Regions from separate parts of the Homo sapiens genome. Here regions 1 and 2 are each linked to region 3. A link is a loop called in an ENCODE intact Hi-C map of the cell type or tissue named here. Cell type or tissue: Caco-2. All regions are shown on one strand. Region 1 has its middle 42 kb from the start of TMCO5A. Region 2 has its middle 53 kb from the start of TMCO5A. Region 3 has its middle 190 kb from the start of MEIS2.

The links. A loop is a pair of places that touch in the nucleus more often than their neighbours do. Peaks named below come from ENCODE experiments on the same cell type or tissue, not always from the same donor. Only the 100,000 strongest peaks of a DNase experiment are listed, where the experiment ranks them.
Region 1: it touches region 3 in a loop (22-fold over the local background); 9 of 110 quality-filtered maps call a loop at or near these places.
Region 2: it touches region 3 in a loop (21-fold over the local background); 9 of 110 quality-filtered maps call a loop at or near these places.

The regions. Positions count from the first base shown.
Region 1 is chr15:37,888,153-37,896,152 of GRCh38, reverse strand. No RefSeq gene overlaps it. Among named protein-coding and RNA genes, the nearest start is that of TMCO5A, 42 kb to the left of the region's middle. In Caco-2, a CTCF peak has its summit at 4,186 (motif pointing right); no DNase peak of the experiment used is centred here.
Region 2 is chr15:37,877,158-37,885,157 of GRCh38, reverse strand. No RefSeq gene overlaps it. Among named protein-coding and RNA genes, the nearest start is that of TMCO5A, 53 kb to the left of the region's middle. In Caco-2, CTCF peaks have their summits at 4,208 and 4,410 (motif pointing right); no DNase peak of the experiment used is centred here.
Region 3 is chr15:37,285,873-37,293,872 of GRCh38, reverse strand. No RefSeq gene overlaps it. Among named protein-coding and RNA genes, the nearest start is that of MEIS2, 190 kb to the right of the region's middle. In Caco-2, no CTCF peak of the experiment used is centred here; a DNase peak (open chromatin) is centred at 4,572.

The DNA of each region.
Region 1 (8,000 bases), 600 kb before region 3:
ATGCTGATGGGAAAGTACATGAGTATATTTAGGAAATAATGAATAGTTTTGCTTGGAAGTAAGGAATGCATTATAAAGCCTCAACTGCTACCCAGAGGACAGTGGGTACTGATGTCCAGGAAATGGGAAACATCAATTTTGTTTCGGGTTTTCAGACTTCTTTTTCTCTCATGCTGAACTCCACTCCTTACCATCACCAACTTGATTCTACTAATTCTCCCCACTGTCCTCTCAAGCTAAGCTCCTGAACAATGCTTTCCTTCTATTCTTTCAGACATCTGTTTCACTCCAGCTTTTTCAGACTCTTTCTACATCTAGTTCTGTAGTCCACACTGCACAATCCCAGATCTGCAGCCACAGAACAACATTTGGAAACACTGGGTAGTGAATATCTTTGTATGTGAAATCTCCAGACCACTGCATAATCATCATTTAATTTGGGCCTTCCCTAGTCCATTAAAATATCCATATATATCAAAGCCCCTTTTCTTTTATTCCTTTATCATTTAATTCTCTAATATTCTCTCTGTGTGTCACGAGGTCTACAAACAATTCATTGCTTTACTGTTGTCCTTGACAATTTCATGAATTATCTTAAAATGTGTAACTTTAAGCATTGCTTTTTCTGTTTAAGTTCAGCATTGTAAAGATTTACGTAAGTCGTATCAATAACAGAAGAAGGAGATGTAGACACATTTTATTCCTAAACAAGGAATATATATATCACTATTGCTTTATCCAAATCAGACTGTTGAAGACTTGTATGTCTGTACTGTAAGACCACATTAAAAGATTTTTAAGATACAGGAGTCCCTGAGCATGGATGGGGAAAAAATTACATCTTTCTTTTCAATAATCTCTCACTGAAATTGAACATTTCTTTCAATTAGGAATAAGGCAACAAACCACATTAGTTTTAGCAATACCTGCGAATTTGTCACCAATAGAAGTCACACATTTTTACAGCACGTTATAGGTGTTGTAGATCTCGCAAATGTCATTTATGCTCATCTCATCTCTATTTTTAAATTATGGTAGTTATTAAATCAACTGCTAGATATTGATGTGTAACAGGTTAAAGAAATGTAGATTTTACTTAAGACTTGTGGCAAAGGATCAAAAATAAAGGGTAGAAAAAGATAGTTAGGGTAACACATAATAGGACAATATCTTTAAAATTTTAAAGGTAAACAATACCTTCAAATTTGAAAACTTAAAATATATTTAGATATAATTGATTTCTCTGTAATTCTCTGTATTTTACTATATACATTAAACATATTTTTTTCTCAGAAATTATCCACAGATCTCACCAGACTGTCAAAGGAGTCTATGGCACAAAAAAGCTTAGGAATGCTGGATTAGGTAATGTTTGGAATTACAGCTAGAATAATAGATAGATAAATAGAAATACATAGACAGATGGATACCATCACCTTAAAGACAGACTTCCGCCTTTGCCTCTCCTATTTTCATGAAGCAGAGAATGATCCAGCAACAGTGGATACTCTTAAATTGTTGACGATTATAGCCATAACAAAGGACTGGGCATATTTTTCACAAAACCTTCTTTTCTGCATAACTGAATGATTGTTCATGATGAGCAACTAAAAAATGCTTCAGCCCAGAGAGAGAATTTATACCTGGAGCAATCTTGGAAATGTTAATAAACATATTGTATTTAATAACGTATTTTCTTTATTGAGTATGTATTTAGGAAATGGTAACAAATAATTTCTGCAAAAGAGATTTGTCACTTTGTCCCTTGATTTGAATATTTCTCCAAGCAACTATGTTTTATGATTATGTATGTGGGAATATATATATATATATACACACACACACACACACACAAGTACATTTGTACACACAGTTCTATGTGTATACATACATGCAAATACATAGATATCAAGGTTTTATCTATTGTGTAGTTAAGTTATTGTTACTAATGTTAATACTTCAGACCTAAGACTTAAAATGAAATTTTCTCATTACCTTAAAGACTGGTATTCCTTGTTTATGAATCACTCTCTTATCCACTGGTGTTTTAAAAAATAATTTATAAAATGTATAAAATATCCACTATTTAATTACTTTTATCTCATTAGATTTTCTATGTCACATTGCAATTTAGTTATCAGTTTCTCAAATATTATTACAAAAAAGAGGTAAAACTTTGGATTTTTAAAAATTTACTTTTAAAAAAATTGTTGGTTACTGGCAAAGATATTGTTCTATTTATGTGTTACCTTAAGTATCTTTCTCTCCACTAACCTTTTATTTTTGATCCTTTCCCACAACTCCTACTTGGAAGCAGTGTTTCTGTCTTAGCTACTGTGTAAAGCCTTCTTGAACTAGGGAAAGGAGAAGGTATTTTATACCTTCTACATACCCCTTCCAACAAATGTCATTCAAAAGATTAATTTTGTTTTCTATGATCCTGGCAGATATTAAGTAGACTTGAATGTGTCATCCATTACTATCTTGCTGGAATAGGCTTTATTCTACTCATTTATATTGGGGTACCTTTAGTTGGGCTCATGTTTCAACTACTTTCTGTTAATGTCAACCCAGGTAGTCACTGATGTGTACTGAGTTCCACTGTGTGGGAACCATAGTCCTTGGCACCATCCACTGCCTTTCTAGCCTTTACAGTGAGACAGCTGCCAAGGTATCTTGGCTTTGGCAGCTCTTCATTAATTGCTAACTCATGACAAAGAATGGACCTGTCTGATCCAAGTATGCCCAGTAAATCTTCAATACTCTTTTGGGATAACTGCTGATGAAACTTATTTAGGTCTTGCAGGTGACCATTAGGAGCTTATATTGTGCTATGTGTTTTAGGAATATTCTGCTTCATTCTTTTGAATTTCAGAAACTCACATTCAGTAAAGGTATGATATAATATCTGAGGTGTATGTTATTTTTAAAAAATTCACTGTAATTTGTAAAGGAAGCACCTCCAGTACCCATTCATTATACCCCTCGGTAGCACTAATCAGAAAGGTGAAGCCGATATGCAGATTGCCTCAGAAAATGTTTATTGTAAGATACTGCTTAAGACACATTATGGTTGTTCCATGTATACATATGTAACAAACCTGCATGTTGTGCACATGTACCCTAGAACTTAAAGTATAATAAAAAAATCAGTTATCTTTTCAAAAAAAGAAACATCTGTTAATTACATGATAACTTCAGCATTAAATTGAATTTATAGAAGCTCTTTCTAAACTACCAATTTTTAATTTCCCTTAACGTTCTGTTATTTAAAAAAGAAAAAGACACGTTAGGGTTGCTCAAGGATATTTCTCAAAGATGCATTTCCCATGACAATATATTATAAGACTTTATATTGACCTAGTAGGTTTTGAACTTGTTACCTGAGTAGAACTAGCTGTATAACTCTTTGCCAAAGTGTAAGTCTGAGAATTACAACTAACTTTATACATTTTATTAGATTTTTAAAAGGTAGAGACCTACTAAGGAGACCATAAAACTGAGTTCCTCCATTTGCCTTGAAGATTTCTGCCGCCATATTGAATTCTTATTGCTGTGCTCAAGTTCCTAAAAGGAAAGCTACCGAAAATTCGTCAGGAAATTAGAACAAAATAGATTGAAGGAGGAAAATTTATTCCAACAATGATGAAACAGAATATTTTCTCCAAATGAGCTCTGCTGCCTCTCATGATTCTTTCAATCATCAGAGAGCCCCAAATACATGCCAAGCACTGTGGCGTGTTCTGGGGTTGTAAAAATAAACAATATATAGTTCATGCCCTCAAGGAATGGACAAACTCTTTTGTAAATATCTAACTATATAGAGTATAGGACAAGATGAAATAAATGCTAGTGGAGAGAGAGGAAGAGGACAGTAACTGTTGGCCACAACTCATCCTCGGAGGCAGCTTCTAACATGGAGTGCCGTGTGCTCCCTGATGAACTGCTTTTAAAATTCACTTTTCGACTGGAGGGGGTTAGGAGTGAGCCTTGTTTGCCGACCAGGGTTGAGAGATGTATAATGTATAATGAAACTCATTTAATGAGGCTCTCTGAAAGCAGAGGTGCCTTGACTAGAGGAAACTTCCATTTGTCTAGTCATCATTGTGGTTTGCTCATAAGTAAAGGGCTTTGTTGTAAACACATTGTTTTTCCAAAGGGCTTCTTTGATAACAGAAGGGGATTGCAATTCTCCCTGTAGGCCAAAAGAGGGCACTTGGAGCTCTCTGAATAGCTGTTACAGCTGCATCAGAGCAGGGCATTTGGCTCAGATTGTAGGGATGTTTTCCTACTCCCATAGAATAGATCTGATTAAAATATGGTTTTGGAACCTGGAAGGAATGTTGAAGACACAGTTTGTTAGGCTCTGACTTTGGCCTTTTGAAATTGAAGACAGGCGTTTATTTAGGTGTATTTAATATTAGAGAATCATAATCTTATTCCCTGTGTATTTGTAGAGTAGTGATATATTAATATCAAGAGGAGCTGCTGTCTTCATGACTGCAGAAAAAGACTAATATTTATATTCACTCTGAAAACTTACCTTTGTAGACTCTTTGCCAAAGGTCTGTTCAGTGGTGATTTGTTTGGACGTTTGAATATGGAAGACTTCCCTCCTTCCTTTCATTTCTCTTCAAAGTCCTCCATTCTCAGTGTAGAATGTTGAATTGTTTTGAGGTCTATAGGACTATGGCAGCTCGTAAAGTTCTGAGGATGGGGCCATTAAACTTGAAAATACATCCTGAAGGTTGGTTTGTGGAGCTTGTATAAACAAGACTGGCCAACTTTGCACAGTTGTGAGAATTAGCCGGATTCTTGTTTTGCCTTTAAGAGCAATCCTGCCTAGAGGCCAGGATGATCTAGGAGATCTCTTGAGGTAAGATCAAGGACTCTGTGAGAATTTCCATTAATCCTTTAAAAACAAAATAATGAACTGGCCAGAGCATGGATGTGAACTAGGATTCACAAGTTTTAGCCTTCATGCAAAATGGACTGAGTTGCAGAGTGACCTGAGAATCTCATCTTTCTGAACTTTAGTTGTCTCCCAATTAGATGGATAAAATAGAGTTGCTCTTATTCATTTGGTCTTTTCTAATAGGATTAATTTTCACAGGGGCATTAGTGTAAAAGCAATGCTAGGGTATGGGTCACTTTTTGTTTATTTGTTTGTTTTTTTTTATCTCTATCCCTGGCGCCAAACAGTCTCTGGGTCATAGTAGTAAGCTAACAAATATTTTTTGAATGAATAATGGAAATGAAAAGGACAAAGTGATTTTTAAGACGCAACTCTTTACTGTTTGGTGCTCTATTGACTAAATTTTTCCAATAAAGTGATGATAATGATACCAAACATGTAGATAGTGCTTAAGAAGCTCACAAAGCACTTTTATGTATATTATCTCAGTTGTATCCTCAGATCTATAATTGAGGAAACTGGAGTTCTAAAATCTTAAATGGATTTTTGAGGTCATATATAAGTAGGGTGACTATATAATTTGTTGTTCAATGGGGATAGTTTTGAGAGTGAGTGAGAACACCATTAGTAAACATGCCAGTTCAACAGCACAAGCTGGGACTGTTCTGAGAAAATCAGAGTGTATGGTCATCCTATTAATAAGCAACAAAGTGAGAACTTGTCTCTGGGTCTCCTGACTCTGTTCATTACTCTATAGTGTCTCACGGGGTGCGATGTCTGCATCTTCCCATTGTTAAAGATCATAATAAATGATGATCGTGAAGCCTTGCAAGATCCTGTGGTGTCATATGAATCTTTGCGAAACAGAATTGTATTCAACATAGTACGGGTGTTCAGTATATTTTTCTGGTTTTTGCTTTCTGATTGCTTAGAAATGGGCAAACTATAGAAGACTGAAATATTTGATTAACTTAAGTACCCAATCCCCTTATTGTGCTAAATAATAGATTCTTGTATGCTTATACATATTTACATTAATATTTTATATATGCTAGAGTGTAATATTCTTCTCACTTTAAGATTGAGGTAGATATACTAATTTGTCCAATATAACCAGTCTGCCAGCATTATTAAGACTCAACTCTCAGCCCCTATTAACACACAGCCCTACAAACTTTGTGGGAAAAGTAAGATGCTCCTTACCTTACTTTCATGGGTAGATATCTAAGGGTATGAACATACCATCACATTTGCACATTTTTAACTGAATTTTTGTATTTCCTGGCCTCAGTCCTCTTGTTAATGCATATCTATCCCTCACATATTTGGTTTATATGTGGAATCTAACATATTTTGTACCTTCATTAGAATGGTGGAGGTGTGGAGAGGCTCCCACATCTGTAATAAAAACGGCAATTTAGAAGCCAGAGTAAAGTCACTCAGAACAGGATGCCTGGATGTGTGTTATGTTGTGGAGATGTTCTTAGTAAAATACTACAATGTCCATAGGCTCCTGTATTCTCCCTATCATTCAGGCTGCTAACCTATTTCTTGGAGTCTTCCTTTTCCTTTTTACCTCATTTCCAATTATTAATTGCTGTCTGAAATTAGTTAGAATAAATCAGGTTATGCTATGGTAACAACCTAAACTTTTCCATGGCTTCCAACTGCAAATGTTTATTTTTTTGTATGTCCATCATGGGTTGACTGCTCCATGTGGTTGCTGTGGGACCCAGGCTGAGGCATATTCCTTGTGGATACGGGGTGAATTTCGTGGAACAGTGAAAGGAGAAATGGCCAACCACACCCTGGCTCTGAAAGATTTGTCTTGGAAGTGACCCATATTACTGCTTACCTATCGATGTCTCAAGCAAGTTATGTGGTCAAGCATGATGTCCACGAGGTCAAGGGATCAGGGCACAAAGAGGAAAAGTGGACTATTCGATGAAAAAGTAATGCAATTTAGACTTAGCTGAAATATTTTGTTGGGATCACATCTCTCTTCAGAGGACGATTGGAATTTTCACTTCTTATCCTTTATCAATTAGTATTTGACTTCACAAAAATAGTTTGAGGTTAAAAAGATTCCCATCTTACTAAGATTTCTGTGCTATTTTGCATGTCTCTTCTCCAACCAATATTTTCTTATCACATACTAGGGGCAAATAATCAAGTTAAAGTACTAGTCCTACCTTAAGGAAAATTACAATGGTTTAAAAACTCGTAAATTTAGGTAGCTATACAAACATATATATGTTCGTAATTCCACACTCTAGAGAACTTCTTCCCACTGGGTTCACCAGATAGTTTTGATTTTGGATTCTAGGTTTTTGTATTATGCAGGAATACTCATTAAACAAAAAAGTCACATTACATTTCCTTATTCCAAGGGGGTGTTATTTTGTTAACATTGTCTCATTATAACATGGTATCTTGAAGTTTTTTCTTTACCTTTGTCAGCTCCCATACAAATTTTCCCAGAATAGGGGCAGTTAGGTGTCTGCCTAGTGCCTCAGTCTTATACTTCTTTTGGAAAAGGCAGAAACTGGGTTTGTAAACTCTCCTTTTTTTCACTTGATGGTGAAGTTTGCTGAGGTGCGGGTGAGCAAGAAACTGCCTTGGCATGCTATGAAAACTCTTGGAGATGCCACATGCATGAGTGTCCATGGAACTTGTTGGAGGATGTGTCCTTCTGGGTTCTACGCATCACTGGCCAGGAAACCACTAGCTGGCCACTGCATGGTCTGGGCAAGAAAAAAAACAAAAACAAACAAAAAAACAGAACCAGGAAGAAAAGCCCCCTGGTCTTGTCCTTCCAGCGTCCTCTACGCAAAGCCTAGCTTTGTGTCATTTGGCAAGGAGAAAGTTTACAAGATCCAGCTCTCCCGTGACAATGCTGAGCAAAGAAATATTATGTATTAGGAAGTGAGAAGCAGTAAGTTGATAACTAGCACAGTAACTCTGTAATTTGCTCCCTAAACCAGAAAGCAAAAGGTACAGTTGTTAATATTTATATGGAGCCATTAAGTGTACACTAGAACTGTCTTGGGAGAAACTAGAGACATAGAACCGCCCTATGTGGGAG
Region 2 (8,000 bases), 590 kb before region 3:
CCCCCCCATCAGCAAGCTTCACACAGCCATGGAACATTTCTTTTTCTTTGACGAATTCTTAATATATTTATCCTTCTCTTCTGCTCCTTTTAAGAAAAGAAGGCAGCAGCCCAGGATCATGAGTTTTCAAAGCATTCCATTTTCTGTTCCCTCCTGTTCATGAAAGCAACGTCCAGAAGACAAGAGGTAGGTTCAGCATCAAAATAAAATAACAACAACAAAAAAATTCTCCCACGATAAACCATTTCTTCTCTTTTTTGCTGGACATTCTTCATTCATTCATACCTCTGTCTCTACACTGTGCCTGATGTCAGCAGAGATGTGCCTTGCAGCTGCTTCAATAGAAAAGTTTTCAAAGCTCACTGCTCCCCACATCAGTTAGATACAAAGATAAAGTCCACACCACATTTTATTATTTGGTGTTTTCAGAATGGCAGAGAGTGCAGGAGGAAGTGGTGGTGTTTTTCAGTGCCCATTTCTAAAGTTCTTTGCATGTCTTCCATGCCCTGCTGTTGATTAAAATATCTTCACGTGTCTCTAAGGTTCTCGAAGCTGGATGGGGAGCGTTTGGTGACAGTGTGGAAAACCATTAGTGAGATTTCTTTTGGTGACAGACAGATGTAAATGTATCCATCTAATTCTTTACTCTCAGGTCTCTGTCTGCAGATGGATGTTAATAATTAGCAGTTGCATCTCCTCCCTCTTTATTAAATTGGATTCTCCATAAATTCATCATTTCTTTTTTATTTTCTCAAAGTAGCAGCAGCCCTGACAGCCTCCCTTTGTTCTTGTGCTATAAATAATTTATAACACAGAAGTATCTCTTCTTAGTCTTAAAACATAAACTAATGGAATAACACAACATATTGGCCCAAACTACCTTCCACTTGGAGGAAAAGCAACCTCGGAGTGGGGGAGAGATGAAGAGCTTTATTCCTAACAAAGGGAAACCAAAGATCACGTGGAAAAAAACATTTCTTCACCTGAATGTAGGTTTTTTGTTTTGTTTTGTTTTAATCCTGCTCTTCCTTTCTAGAGTCTAGCAATGTAAGGGAGTTCTAGACAGCACAAGCAAATCTTCTTTTGTGATTTCTTTTCCAAATAGTGTACCTTGCTCAAATTTCCAAATACATAATATATTACATTAAGCTATACAGAAAGGAGACTATTATTCCATCAAAATCTCCACAGATGTTAAAAACATACCATGGTACATTTATTCAACAACTGTATGCTCATAACCCATGCACAATCTTTAAACACCAAATTACAGGGATTTGGTCCAAATTAGCAATAAAATACAATGTGTTTGCCCTCTACTGGGTAGTAATGACTGTGTAGTTTTCCTTGCATACCCAGTGGCCTTGTAGGCAGCTTCATAATGGTTTTATTTAGTCACTAACACAGTGTTATAAACAAATATGGCTAAGATTTGTGTTAATTAAGGTAAATAGAACAATGTTGAATCAGTTTTTCTAAGCTAAGATCATCCATGGAGGGGTTTTAAAATTTTTCTTACATTGCTCTACGCTTGCACATCACATCACAGGAGATAGCTTGTAAGTCATCATTTGATATCCTGGAAATATATTCAGGTTGTAGATAAATAACCCGCCTAACAATGCTAATGCAGAATATCTGGCATGTAATTTAGATAGGAATCTGAACACCTCCTTACATCAGCTGTTAAGATTTTGCACTGAAGCAGAAATAACGTCTTATCTTCCATCTGGAACTGGGACATAGAAGGGGTGACACAAGTTATTTACAGAGTTACTGCAAAACAAGAGCAGTAACAGAGTAACTACAAAGCAACTCCCTGGATTACCGCTGCAATATAATGCCAGATAAATAATCATGCCAGGGTAAATAAATTGGGAGATGCCTTATTTTATAGAGCATAAATGTAACTCTCATTCCTATTGGCGTGGAGTGTTCCTTCGCATGTTGATTTCCGAAGCATCTTTCCAAGTCCGAGCTGACCCTGCAGAGTATTAAAGTGTGCATAAAACACTCATGCCATTTCTACTTCTCAGGAGGTTGGAGGAGGAAGCCACATCCACTGCTGGGGATGGAGCCTCCATATAGTCCAGAAAGACAGTCTGAAAGACAAATATACCTTTAGATTTAAACCGATGGAATGAAGAGACTGGGTTAGACTGGAGAGGAATCTGGCTGGCTTTCCAGGTCAGGTCCTCTCTCATGGTCTCAATTGTCTTGCTCTTGGCAAATGATTTATTTTTCTCTTAAAAATAGGGTGGGATTAATATCTTGACTTGGGGCTTTGGAATGTTTTCTCCCCACAAATAGTGGCCAGTCAGCATTATTGGTTGGAGTGATTCCAGCATGAAGCATTAAGTGTGCCTGTGTGTGTGTTGTGTATGTGTGTGTGTGTTTGTCATGGTACTGGAGGACGACAAAATAATTACTAACTTGTACACAGCCTAACAATTAAGAAGAAATAAAATCCTTTCTTTGGCTTAAAAACATTCTACATAAGTACTGCAGCTCCTCCCCTTCCCACTGGCCCACTCACAGGATCTTTCTGGGCTCTGCCTGTATCTCTAGGGTCTTTCTGGGGTAGGAATGTAGCAACAAATCTCAGAGAAAAAATTTTTTATTTAAAGCACAGAATGTGAAGTGCTCTAGTGTCTACTTTTTTGCTGTTGTTGGAAATTGACATAAGTTACTTGACAGCGTGTATGTATGTGGGGGTGGGCGTGAGGAGAGAGGTAGGGAAGCAGGACCAGAACACTGCCTCCTTTGGTGTAGAGGTTTCACATGAGGAAATCATGGCATTGACTTCAAAAGAAGACAATTTGCTGCCACTGAAAGAATGAAATGGAGAAAGAAGAAAATTCCCCAGAACTTAATTAATAGCTAATATTCAATTTAATAATGGTCTGGTGTGATCAGAGCATCTTCTAAAATTCTGGAATTTTCTTAACTGCCTACTGTGTCATAACACATAAGGCAGGGCATTTGTTTCTCCATTCAGGTCCTTGCCATCTTGCTAATTCTGTACTTGGCTAAATGGCTGAAGATGTTTTGGTTTGTAAGGCAATTCTTGCTCCCAGCTGCATTAAACTGCTATTATTAATTACCTCCTTTGGCCTAACATTATGCCTTTATAACACATGAGTTGTCAGGCCCTCTGCGATTATTGGAAGGCTGTGCCATACACAAAGGCATTAAGCTTAAAACAATAGAGGCTGCTTATTTGATAGGAGAAGATGTCAGGTGGAGACTAGCACAGTTGGCTGGAACTGACTTGAAGCTCGTCATAAGGAAATAAGGGGTGAGGTGATCACAGCACAGCATTAACAGCATGTGAGAGACACACAATTCTACATGGCAGCTTCCATCATGCATTTCCCACGCAAGAAGGGGGGAAATGGGCTCTGAGTAAATGATGGGTGAATACAGAATCAATTGTCATGTATGACAAGACACTTTCTCTCTTTGTTTAATATATAAATCAAGAGCACTTATGAATTGATATTAATTAAAATAATGTATGTGCTTTCTTTCAACAGTAACATCAGCCTTGTTAAAAACGGAACGCTAAATCTTCATTAGACTTTCAGTATTAAAAATCTTGCATGAAATATGAATTAACATCTAACTTGTTGCTAGCTAGATTAAAGGGGAGAGAATGCAATAGGCACTTAGCACTGTGGACAAAAGCAGAAGCAGCTTTCCCAAACCTGGGAATAAGTGAATATCCTGAGGCTGCCTGCATCATTGTCCATCACTACCTCCTAGCAGGAATGATTGCTAACCAGGTGAAATTATGGAATGCTATTGCTTCCATCGAATCAAGATCATATCAAAAGGCAAATGCGTAGCGAGTCAACAAATCAACAAAATGCCCAAACATAAAAATTTAGCTCTTAAAAGTGCTTAGAGTTCTGTCTATAGATGTGGAGACATGAGTAAAATGTTCTTTGTTTTAGAAGAAAGCACATACACATTTCACTGCTTCACAATCTTTTCCACACATAGAAAAATTATGAAAAGCTCAAAGTGTTGTTACTTAGCTTTGTTGGATATTGGAAGTCAGTGACTACTTGCCAGGGAACAGGTGTGTGAAACACTTTTGTTCATTCTCTTCACATAGATGGATATTTGATGTCTTCTGATCTCGTTGCATTGGTGGCCTGAAATTAAAATAGATAATTGGAATGACCAGGCTGAGACCTCATATTGCATCCAAAAATACATTATGAAACTTCAATGATCTTATTGGCATTGTGTTGTCTTAGGTGAAAGCCACTCATAAACATACTTGCTTATAAAGTACACCATCGATCTTATAATTACATTCCACCTGGATTTCTACGTTTGGAAAATGTGATTGAATTTTAGACGTCTCCGGGGGTAGTGTGTACGTGCACAGCAAAACCACAAGGTGGTGGTATGGTGTCATCGTATTTTTTAAGAACAACAAGAAAAGGGGGTTTGTTTAATGAGCTTGCACTCACAAGCCTGCTCATCTAGTGAACTGTGACTTTTCAAATACCAACCTATTAATGTCAAAGGCAATACTGAAGGGAACAGTTCTGTTTGATTTAAAAAATACAGACAATGTGAAGTCCACTATGGCCTAGTATCTATCACCTATGGGGCTCCATTCATGCCTAATGCTTTATTCAAGTAAGACCTAGTTTTTATATATCAGATTAATACATATCTACAGCTTTGCACCTTTCTCGTTTGATTTTTTTATCATCAGGGCTCACCGGGGCCATTTTCATTCCCTTACTATAGCATCTGCAAGCAGGTGGATTAGAGATAACTCTCATTGTGCTTTGTTTTCCTCCCGACACTGTCATTAATCATTCCTTAAGCCACACTTCAACTTCTAGTAATCAGGACTGGCTGCTCCTGAGCTGCACAAGAATTGCCTCTCACAGTGTAATATGGAATTGGAAGCGAATGGCTAAGGCCAGACGCCTCTTCTGCATTCCCCATCTATCTCATCATTTAGGTATTTATCCATCTAGGGCTTGTACGGAGAGCACCTCTCTCCTTCCCATGAGGACACAGATTGCAACAGAGGATCAGATTTGTTACCCAGGCTTTGGGCTTTGATTGTCCTCTTATAAGTTCGGGATTAAAGTGAAATTTCCCACAGGGCTATGCAGGATTTGCTAGCATTTAACTGTTTAACCTGGCTGTTTGTGAATGAGAATCCTGTGGTCAACTATTCCGTAGAGAATATTATGGTAAGCTGAGCCTGAATGGTACACATTCCGGTGTGTTCCTGTAAAGATGGGCGCAGTTGATTCCAATTAACTTCATGTCTGATATTGGCTGTTTTCATGTACACAGACAGCAGGGATACTAAGGTAAAAAGAAAGTCAAAGCATTCCCTTTTATAAAATATGGATGTGGGCTTTAAATAAATGCAAATCTTCTCCCTCAAAATTGTGATTTCCGCTTATGGTTTTTACACTAATTGGAGAATTAATCAGTCTTGCATTGGGTTGTTTTCTATTTTATGTAATTTTTTCATGTTCTCTAATGTGTTTATCAATTTCAATCTAAAGAGGATTTGATTCCTTATTCAACATACCTTTGAATATGACCAAAACAGAAACAGAGTTATGAATTTATTTACATTTATTATTTTCATAATGAAAAATATGTACTTAGAATGTCTTAGCTTATATGTAGAAGTTAAACAGACACAATTTCCTGATTCTTTGTTATTTCTGAAGAGAAAGGTTTTTCTAATGTGTTCCTTATTCCCAAAACCAGAGCAATGAGAAATTGGGGGAAGAACTGTTCAAAAATCAAGTCTATATTGTCTGTCTGTTTGTTTAGATTTGGATTTACTTGAAGGATTTGAAAAAGTCAAAATCATTCTGCTACCTAGTTTTCAGGGTTGTGTACCCATCCACTGTAGTTATTCTATTTAATGTGAATATGTTTTTTAAAATGCCTAAACAGACAGTGTTCATTTTATGTGTTTCATCAAAAGAAACAGAACAATGAGGCAACAGAAATATAGAATTTAGCAAACCATTTTAAGCTTATGGTGAAATCTGTCTTTTGCAAGAGAAGCAACCAAATCATTAAAACATTTTATTCTTCCCCAAATCCTCCATTATATTTCTTAACCTTAATTTTGTGATGCCAACAAGTAAACAAAAATAGCTTTAAAAAACTACACTTAAAATTTTTAAAAATATTGGTCACGACAGATTGAAACATTTAAAAAATTATTTCAAGCATTTCACTGGAAATTCTTTTGCAATGGCTAGCGTAGGTGGCAGATTGATCATTTTGGGGGAGGCAAGGAATAGGAAGTGAGGAGGTTACAGTGATCTCTAGACTAATTTATTTGTTTTGCTGCATTGAAGTCAGATACCCTCTTATTAGGGAGCAGCTTTCAAAGCAGTCAGGAAGGACACCGATCTTGAGCTTGGTGAGAGCTTTGCTTGGGGTTACAAAACAAGCACACGGCAGGGTCAGTGCTAAATATCTTTAACCCCGTTAAGGAGGCAACTGAATTAGGGCTGTGGGGGAAAAAGTCCCTCCCCCCTGAAATGCAAGAGAAATCTCCAGATTCACATGAGTAACTTTCAGCTGGGTATTATGCTCCTGAAGTAACCTCTTCATTCCCATTGTTTTAGTGTGAAATCATTTCCTCAGGAGATAATTAGAGTTGCTCCATTTATTACATTAAATGATTAGCATGCACTTGAAATGATCCAGTGTATTTTCCTTTATTGCTGATGACTCTTAAATATGGGCCTCCATTCTTAACGGATAAATTAAAGTTGTCTTGGCTCTTTGTAACCGACTATGTAGCCAAACAAGAGAGACTTTCTTTTCCAAACATAGGCCAGGTGTGCTGTGGCTGAGGTCTAGGTCTGAAGAGATCCTATTCATATAGATGTCCCACCTGGTTCAACAAAGAGCTTGATAACATTGCTTAAAGGTTTTCTCTACTAGCCCCTTAATAAAAATGCTTTTAATGACAGTACTTTATCTGGCATTACTCATCCTATGTGTGGAGTAAGTAAGTTTAACATAAAGTGACCCAAGATCACATTTCAAAAAACTGCCTCACTGGAAAGGCATGCACATTATCTGAGTAAGCAATATGCCCTACAAAGCCATGGAAAAATGATATTTTAAGAATTACCAAATATAGATTTCATTTGGATGCAAGTGCTTTTCGCTGTCTTTGAACTAACCTGGTTGTGTAACTGACAGAGTCATCTAAAATCCACTGGAAAGTTCGGATCAAGCAGGCACTGCCTGGTAAATAGGCACCATTGCATATGTAATTAGAGAAATGAGAGATAAACTGGGTGCATCTTATATTTGGTTTATATATTGAGATTTACAAGAAATAATAAATGGAATTTAAGTGTTATGTTTGTTAAAAAATTTAAATCGGTATTTAGGTATGAGATGTAAACATGCACAGATGTAAAGACAAACTATGATGAAGACCTACCAGTTTCACATTCGTCTACTCTAAATGTGTGAGTATCTCTCATAAATTTCATTGTTAAGAGAGAATTTTACTTGAAGAGAAGAGTTTTAAAGAACATAATTGAAAAAATTTCCTGCAAACTTCCAATAGTTTTATATATTTTTGAGGATGAGGAGAAATTTTTCTGCCACCTAGACACGATGATTCAAAACTCTGTCATTTTGCTGTCATTGATTTGTTTATGTATTTGTTGTGTTCTAATAGCATTGTTATTTTCAAGAAAACACCGTGAGATGCTGTGGGAAGTTTCTGGTTCATGGCAATAACTGGAGAACGAAAAAGGAAAAGTGGAACAGACCGGGGGATGGGGGTGAAGTCAAGACTGTGCACTGACATTGTGGCCACAGTGATCCTTTCGTGAACAGGGTCGGGGGGCTGTTTTCATTCTCACACTCGGGTTTCTCAGGTATAGAGAATAGAGAATAAGTTACCAGAAATCAGGTATTTCTTTAGCAAGTGAGAAGAGGAATTTAATACTTCTCTCATA
Region 3 (8,000 bases):
AAATTAATTACCCATCAGTCAAAAATTAGACATTTATTTGGTATTCAGCAAGTCGGCATAAATATTTCTAATCTTTGAGTCATAGTTTGATTCTGTTAATAGCCTAATAAGAAAGAAAAGAGTGAAAGTGATTCTTGTGGGTCAATGGCAGGGATCACAAAGAGTTTATGATCTGATAAAGTAGTTTAGCTCTTTTGAACTAGAAATTTCTGCCAGAGCTGGAAATAGTAGAAATAGTAGAGTAGAAATTTGCTACCAGAGCTGATATTTGATAAGTCAACAAAAACCAAAGGCTTTTTTCCACCTGCAGAAGTAGAGTATTTGTCAAGATATGTTTTCCTGGGAAAAAATGGCACTGGAATTTGCCACTATTATCACTACTACTCTTCTCATTATATTAAGTTCCACAAATTTCCCAAAACAAATATAGCAAATAATTGTATTTCTTAAATATTTTAAAATTATACAAAAATTAATAAATTTTATTTATTAAATGTTTATATTTACTAAATATTTATATTTATATGTTTATAATTCTTATGACATTTCTGAAAATATATAAAGTGATGTATCTCATAACAATGTTTCAGTCAATGATGGACCACATATAGGATGCTGGTCCCATAAGATTATAGCAGAGCTGAAAAAATCCTATCACCTAGCAATGGTCACCATAATGTTGCGGCAAAATGCATTACTCATGTGTTTGTGGTGATGCTGGTTTAAACACACCTACTGCACTGCCAGTTGAATAAAAGTATAGCATATACAATTATGTGCAGTATGTAATACTTGATAGTGATAGTAAACAACTATGTTACTGGTTTATGTGTGTGTTAATACTATATTATACTTTTATCATTATTTTAGAGTGTACTCCTTGTAACTTATTTTGAAAAGTGAACTATAAAATAGCCTCAGGCAGGTCCCTCAGGAGATGTTCCAGAAAAAGGTAGTGTTCTCATAGGAGATGACAGCTTCATGTATGTTATTGTCCCTAAAGACCTTATAGTGGGACAAGATGTGGTGGTGGAAGACAGTGATGTTGATTATTTTGACTCTGTTTAGGCTTAGGCTAATGTGTGTGTTTGCAGTGTCAACAAAAATACTTTAAAGAGTAAAAATAAATTTTTAAATGGAAAAAAGCTTATAGAACACATATAAAGAAAGAAAATATTTGTGTACAGCTGTGCAATGTGTTTGTTTTGAACTGTGTTGTTATAAAAGAGAAAAAAGTTAAAAACTATTAAAAAGTTTATAAAGTAAAAGAATTACTTTTATTCGTAAGTTAAGGTTAATTAGTAAGCTAAGGCTAACATTTTTTTTTTACTTACCAGTATCCTAACAAGGAAAGTTAATTTACTATTGAAGAAAGAATTTTTGTAAATTTAATCCAACTGCATGGTGTTTTTTAAGTCTATGGTAGTGTACAATTATATCCTAGGCCTTCACATTCTCTCATTGCTCGCTCACCAACTCACCCAGAGTAATTTTTAGTCTTGCAAGCTCCATTCATGGTAAGTGCCACATATAGATGTACCATTTTTTAAATATTTTATGCTATATTTTTACTGTATCTTTTCTATGTTTAGTTACACAAATACTTACTATTGTGTTATAGTTGTCCATAATATTCAGTACTGTAACATGTTGTACAGGTTTGTAGACTAGGAGCAATAGGCTATATCACATAGCCTAGAAGTGTAGTAAGCTACTACCGTGTAGGCAGGTTTGTGTAAGTAAACTCATGATGTTTGCACAATGATGAAATCAAAACATATCACTGTTGTTAAGTGAGGCATAACTCTATATATAGTCATACACCCATTTACAGATAACAGAGAGGTCAAATAGTTTTTTAAAGTTACATAGCTGTAGGTTTTAGTACCATGATTCAACCTGGATCTGTTTAATTCTGAGCTCTTTTTCAGATTTCCTCTCACTCCACAGTGTGATACAACATTTTATTGAAATGTATGGGAAAAAAAAGATAGTTAAATCCTAGGATACTTCAAATGAAAAGTCCCGTCAATACTCAAGTTTTGACAAGTAGACAAAGACATGGAAATTTAGGCAGCCTCCTTGCTGTTACTCTGACATAGCATCATCTGCAATTATGACCAACATACAGTATGGACAGCTGTCACTCAGTTACTTCTGTAGACTGGGGACTGCTTTCAATAGCCTATTGAGGAGTTGTTAATTGCCTTTCCTAGTTTGTGCTTCAATTTCATATCTTCTACTTTTACAGGAGAGCCATGCAAAAATCAGCAATGTAATATTTCCATAAGGCTGTTGTTGATAACTCAGAGTGGTGGCTCTAATCTCACATTGCTTGGGTTTGAATCCCAAAGCTGCCATTTACTGTATGACCTTGGGTAAACTGCTTAATCTAAGTCAGAGTTTATTTAGCTATAAAGTAAGGATCACAATACTACTCCAGGAATAACTGAGATCAATATGCAGGAGTAAATGAGATCATGTGTGTATAGTACCTACTTCAGCAGCTGGCTCATAATTAGTGCTCAATAAATATTAGCTATTATTATTATCAATTAAAATTGTTCATGTTTTATTAAAGTTTGTTTCAAAAATAAATGTCACAAAATAATTGTGTCTCTCTCATGTACCCCAAACCCCAAGAACTGAGTTGAACTTTCTCCATCCTTAAAATGAAAGCTAGATCACCTAGGGTAACATTATGGTCTAAATATTGATTTACCTTTAAAATTAATATGTTGAAACCTAACCCCCAAGGTGATCATACTAAAAGGGCCTTTTGGAAAGTGATTAAATCATGAAGGCTCCACCTTCATGAAAGGGATGAGTGTCCTTATAAAACAAGTTGAAAGGAGCTTCCTTCCCTCTTCTTTCCTTTCCATAACGTAAGGACACAGAAGGTGCCATCTATGAAGAATAGGTTCTACTAAAGACATCAAATCTACTGGTGCCTTGATCTTGGACTTCCCAGACTCCAGAACTGTGAGCAATAAATTTCTGTTGTTTATAAATTACCCAGTCTAAGGTATTTTCTTATAGCATCCCAAACAGACTGAGATAGAAATTGGTATTGAGAACTGGGGTGCTGCTGTAACAAATACCTAAAAAAGTGGAAGCAGCTTTAGATATGGGTAATTGGCAAGAGCTAGAAGAGTTTGGAGGAGCAGGCTAGGAAAAGCCTATATTGCCATAAAAAATAACCTTAAGGATAATTTTGGTGAGGTCTCAGAAAGAAAGCAGGGCTGCAGAGAATGCCTTAATCTTCTTAGAGATTACCTAAGTGGTTATAATTAGAATGTTGGTAGATATATGGATGGTAAAGGCCATTCTTTTGACATCTTAGAAGGAAATGAGGAACAGTATTCAGAGGAAACAGAGAAAACTAGAGGAAAGATAATCCTTGTTATAAAAGTGGCAGAAAACTTGGCTGCACTGTGTTAATGATCTAGTGTTTTGTGGAAGGCAGACTTCTGAGTAATAAACTAGATTTGGTGGAAGAAATCTCTATGCAAAGTGTCGAGGGTGCAGCATGGCTTCTCTTGACTACTTATAGCAAAATGCGAGAAGAGAAAAACAAATTAAAAATGAACTTAATCTAAAATGAAACAGAACTTAAAGATTTGGACAATTCTCAACCTGACCATGTTGTAATTAATATAAAACAGTGTTCAAGAGAGAATACCCTGTGTTTGGCCAAGCAAATGCTTGATAATGAAATTAGTATGGCTAGAAGGAAGTCAGATGCTATTTATCAAGATGATGGAGGAAGAATTCTAAAGGCATTTCCAAGATCTGTGTGGCTGCCCCACCCAGACAGGCCCAGAATGCCAAGGCCTTGGAGGTAGAACAATTGCAAGGTTCTGCTCCTTGGATTCCAGTGTAATGCTCCTTGACTGCCCCAGCTGTGGCTCAAACAGGTTTAGGTGTGGCTCAGGCCACCTTTCCAAAAAGTACAAGAAATAAATCATTGCAGCATTCATGTGGTACTAACTCTGCAGACACACAGCATGCAAGAACACAGCTTGCTAGAACAAGTTAAGACTTTGGGGCTATTGGGATGGAGCGAATATATTTTGTATGTGCAAAAAGCATTAATTGGAGGGGGCAGGGGCAGAATGCTATGGCCTGAATGTTGGTGTTCTCCCAAAATTCGTATGCTGAAACCTAACCCCAGTGGTGATGGTATTAAGAGATGGGGCTGTTAGGGAAGTCATTAAGTCAAGAGGGCTCTGCTCTCATGAATGAGATCAGTGCCCTTATGAAAGAGGTTGAAGGGAGTGGCCTTGCCCCTTCCATTCCTTCCACCAGGTGAAGACACAGAAGGTGCAATCTTTGGGGAACAGGTCCTCACCAGACACCAAATCTGCTGGCACTTTGATCTTGAAATTCTTCACCTCCAGAACTGTGAGCAATAGATCTGTTTTTTATAAATTACCCAGTTTAAGATATTTTGTTATAGCAGCCTAAATGAAATGAGACAGGCAGTGATTCTCAAATGAGGGGAAAGATCTGGAGGCATTATTGGTCATCACAACAGGAGGGGAGGAAGGGAGGCACTACTGGCATCTAGTGGTTAGAGTCCAGGGATGCTGCTCGAAAACATCCTACAATGCACTAGGGCAGCCTGCCACAGTAGGAAATTGTCCAGCCCAAAATGTCAATGGTACAGCATCAGAGTTGAGAAACTCTGGCCTAGGGTAGTTCTCTCCTTGCCAGAACTGCAGGGAAATTCACTTTCTCTTCATTCAGTTTCGCTCTCTTATCATTCTACTGGTTTCTTACATTAGTCCAGGTATCCTATTTTATATTATAACCTTATCATTTTTTTGCTGTAAGATGCTTGAAATTATTTTTGGAAAGAAGTAGTAGATTATATAAATTCAATGAATGTAATTTTAAATGTTTAGGTGAATCACTCCAAACTCTAACCCCATGTGCCATCTTTCCTGATGAGTGTGTCTGTCAATGTCCATTCAGTTATTCCTATAGTTTTGAGATCTCACTGCTAAATTTTATGTAGCACCCAGAACAGTGTCATAAACAGATAAATGACGTTTACAATGATTATGATAATGACCTTTCTGCATCTGAAATATTAAAAGGAATCACAAAGCAGAATGCTAGCAATCAATCAATACAGGCACAAACATTTATTGAGCTCCTGTAATGTACCCTACTCTGTGTCAGGTGCTATGAGGGAAGAAAAGTTTGTCTTATACTTCTGTTACATCCTTGAGAAGTGCTTTGTCAAGTTCAGAAGAGAAAAATCAGGCATGAAATAGATATCAAACTGTGTGTCCCTGAGTGCTAGGTTGTATAGGACAGTTAAATTGTAGTGGATTTCACATACAGTTAAAAATTGTTTAATATTAGTATTAGAATTGTCTATAATTAAGTAGTGAGATCATGGGTGTAGCTATTGAAAATTAAGATAGCCCCTTTTTTACACATTTAATTTTAATTTCTAAAAATGTACTTTCCACAAAGTAAGATAGTGATTTTACTTCCTGAATATAATAGAAGACTTTCTGACTTGTGATCTCAGTCATGAAGCTTGACATTGCATTTGATAAGTCCCCAGCATATCTAAAACTAACCCTGTTTATTCTTAAGCTGGCTTAATTTTTAAATTTTAAATATCTGTGGCATACAAGTAGAATTTATAAATCTGAGAGGCAAGAGAATTGTTTTTTGGTTTATTGAGTTAAATCAATGATGCTATTCAGGCCAGAAATTGAACTGATTATTGAACAAACTAGTTTATGAAAACCAACAAGCCTTGTCAAGGAAAGACTGGGTGTTCTCCAGAAAGGCTGCATGCAAAAAGTTTAGATGCAAGCTAGTTCCCTGGACTTTTTCTGGAGGCAAAAAGGGAATATCTGGCTCTGAGATAGTTCAGAATGTAGCTGTGTGTTATGTGAGGGACACTTGGCATTCTTTACCTTCAGGGTGGCAATTACCTTCACAATTGCATGCACATGGAGAAGAAAATATACTCCAAATTACATTGTGAACTCTGGAGATTAGTGCATCATTTCATGGACAGTTGAACCTGTGTCCCATATAAATGTTTCCGTAGTGAAAACAAAGAACATCATTATGCCGTCTTCTAGATTTCCAAGGAGTTTGCGTTAGAGTTTTGCCACCTGACTTCCATTACAGGGAATGGGAGTCAGGGGGCTGGAACCACAAGCCATGCTTTGAAAATTTAGGGGGATGTATCAGTGTCTGGACTTAAGCATTCATTCTTGTGCTCTTTGGTGGCAATTGAGTATAAGATGCATTGCCTCCTCCATGACTTTTGGGAATGGAATTACATACAAATTGTATCCGTGTAGTCAATATATATGGTATAACATATGTAGATATAGAGGGCTTTAACCCTGCAAAAGGAGTTTAACATGCTTTGTAGTTTCAAGTCAACCTCTGAATCCTTGACCCTACAAGAAAATTTAAATAATGACTTCCTGTGTCATTGAAATTATGAATTAAAGCAGTGTTTCTCATTCTGAGAGTTGTTATTGTCAGGGTGAAGAAAATCTCTGAACTTTAAGCTGCTTGATCAGGTTGGGAAGATTTCCTCTGGCTCTTAGCGACCTCTCCCCCATTTGACTCCCATTTACTCATATTCACTGTTCATGCTCTTCATTTCTATAACTCAGAGTTTGTTTATGAGTTCAGTTTCATAGTTGCAGTTCCATCGTGCCCTGAATGTTTACAATTAGAGATCTTAGAGTTTCAGTTATTGTGAGCTCTTTCTCCTGAATCCTTCCTTTTCTCCTACTCTCTTTTCTTAACTGAGTTCTATCTATTCTCCTTACACAGAAATCTAAGTGTGGTTCTGATGTGTAAGTGAATATAAAATGTTCAATAATTCTTATGCATTCTGACTAATTTCCTAGAGAGTACACAATTGTAAGACAATAATGAAGAAAATGAAATAGTACAAAGACTAAAGACCCAAAATCGGGGTACTTCCACGGCAGATGCCCAGATCTAAAATCTACTCCCCACTCACAGTTCCCCAGGCCTCTACGAATCTTACCTCCTATTAAGCCCTGGTTATTTGGGGGATTCTCAGACAAAGGCTGAATTCCTGAGTCTATTGTATACTTGCCACTCAAATGATCTCAACCACCACATCATTGTTGGAGTTGTTTCCTTTAGTCCAAGTTTATTGCTTGGAATTAAACATGGGATATTATAATTAGGTTTTAATAAGATATTATAATTAGGTCAATAGTCAGGGATTTAGTCTACAGGATTGGGGAGAGGACTCCTTAGTCTAGGAAATATGCTGTTTGAAATGTTCAAAAATATGTCTAAATCATAGAATAATAATGACTGATATGAAATGTCAGGGTCCTAATGGAATTCTCCGGCTCCAGTTACTCTTCTGGCAATTAATCAACAGTCAGGATAACCCTAGAACCTTATCCAACTTTGGAAGACCTGACATTCCAACCATCAAAGTGAAAGATGTTCCTTCAGGATTTGCCGTTATTTATCAGTCCACAATATTGTTTTTCAAAACATCATTGTCTGGAAACTCTGGAAGGCCTACGTGTTATCTAAGGCTGGAAGTGCGTGAGTTGGTCTCATAACAGTAATATTTTTAGTATAACAATGCTTACATTTATGGTACTGTGAAAACAGTCATTTCTATTTTATACTTTTTTAAAACCAACATTATCCTTTTTGAATTAGAATCATCTTATTCTGCAGTAGCAAATGGAGTGTATGGGCCAGGAAGTCTATATTCGGCAAAAGTAAATATGTATAAAAACTATTTTTCTGTTCTAAGCAATAAAACCACAATTCAAAGTTGCCTTCAGGTACACAGAAAGTATGGACTTTACTACTTCATCTTTTTCATAGCTGATTAATCTTCCTCTTGAGCCTCTGTCCAACATAAGGAAAAGTAGGTTTAGTAGAATACAATAGCCAAGGTCCTATGCAATAATTTAAACCATTTTAAGATAAAATATCCTGTGGTAGAC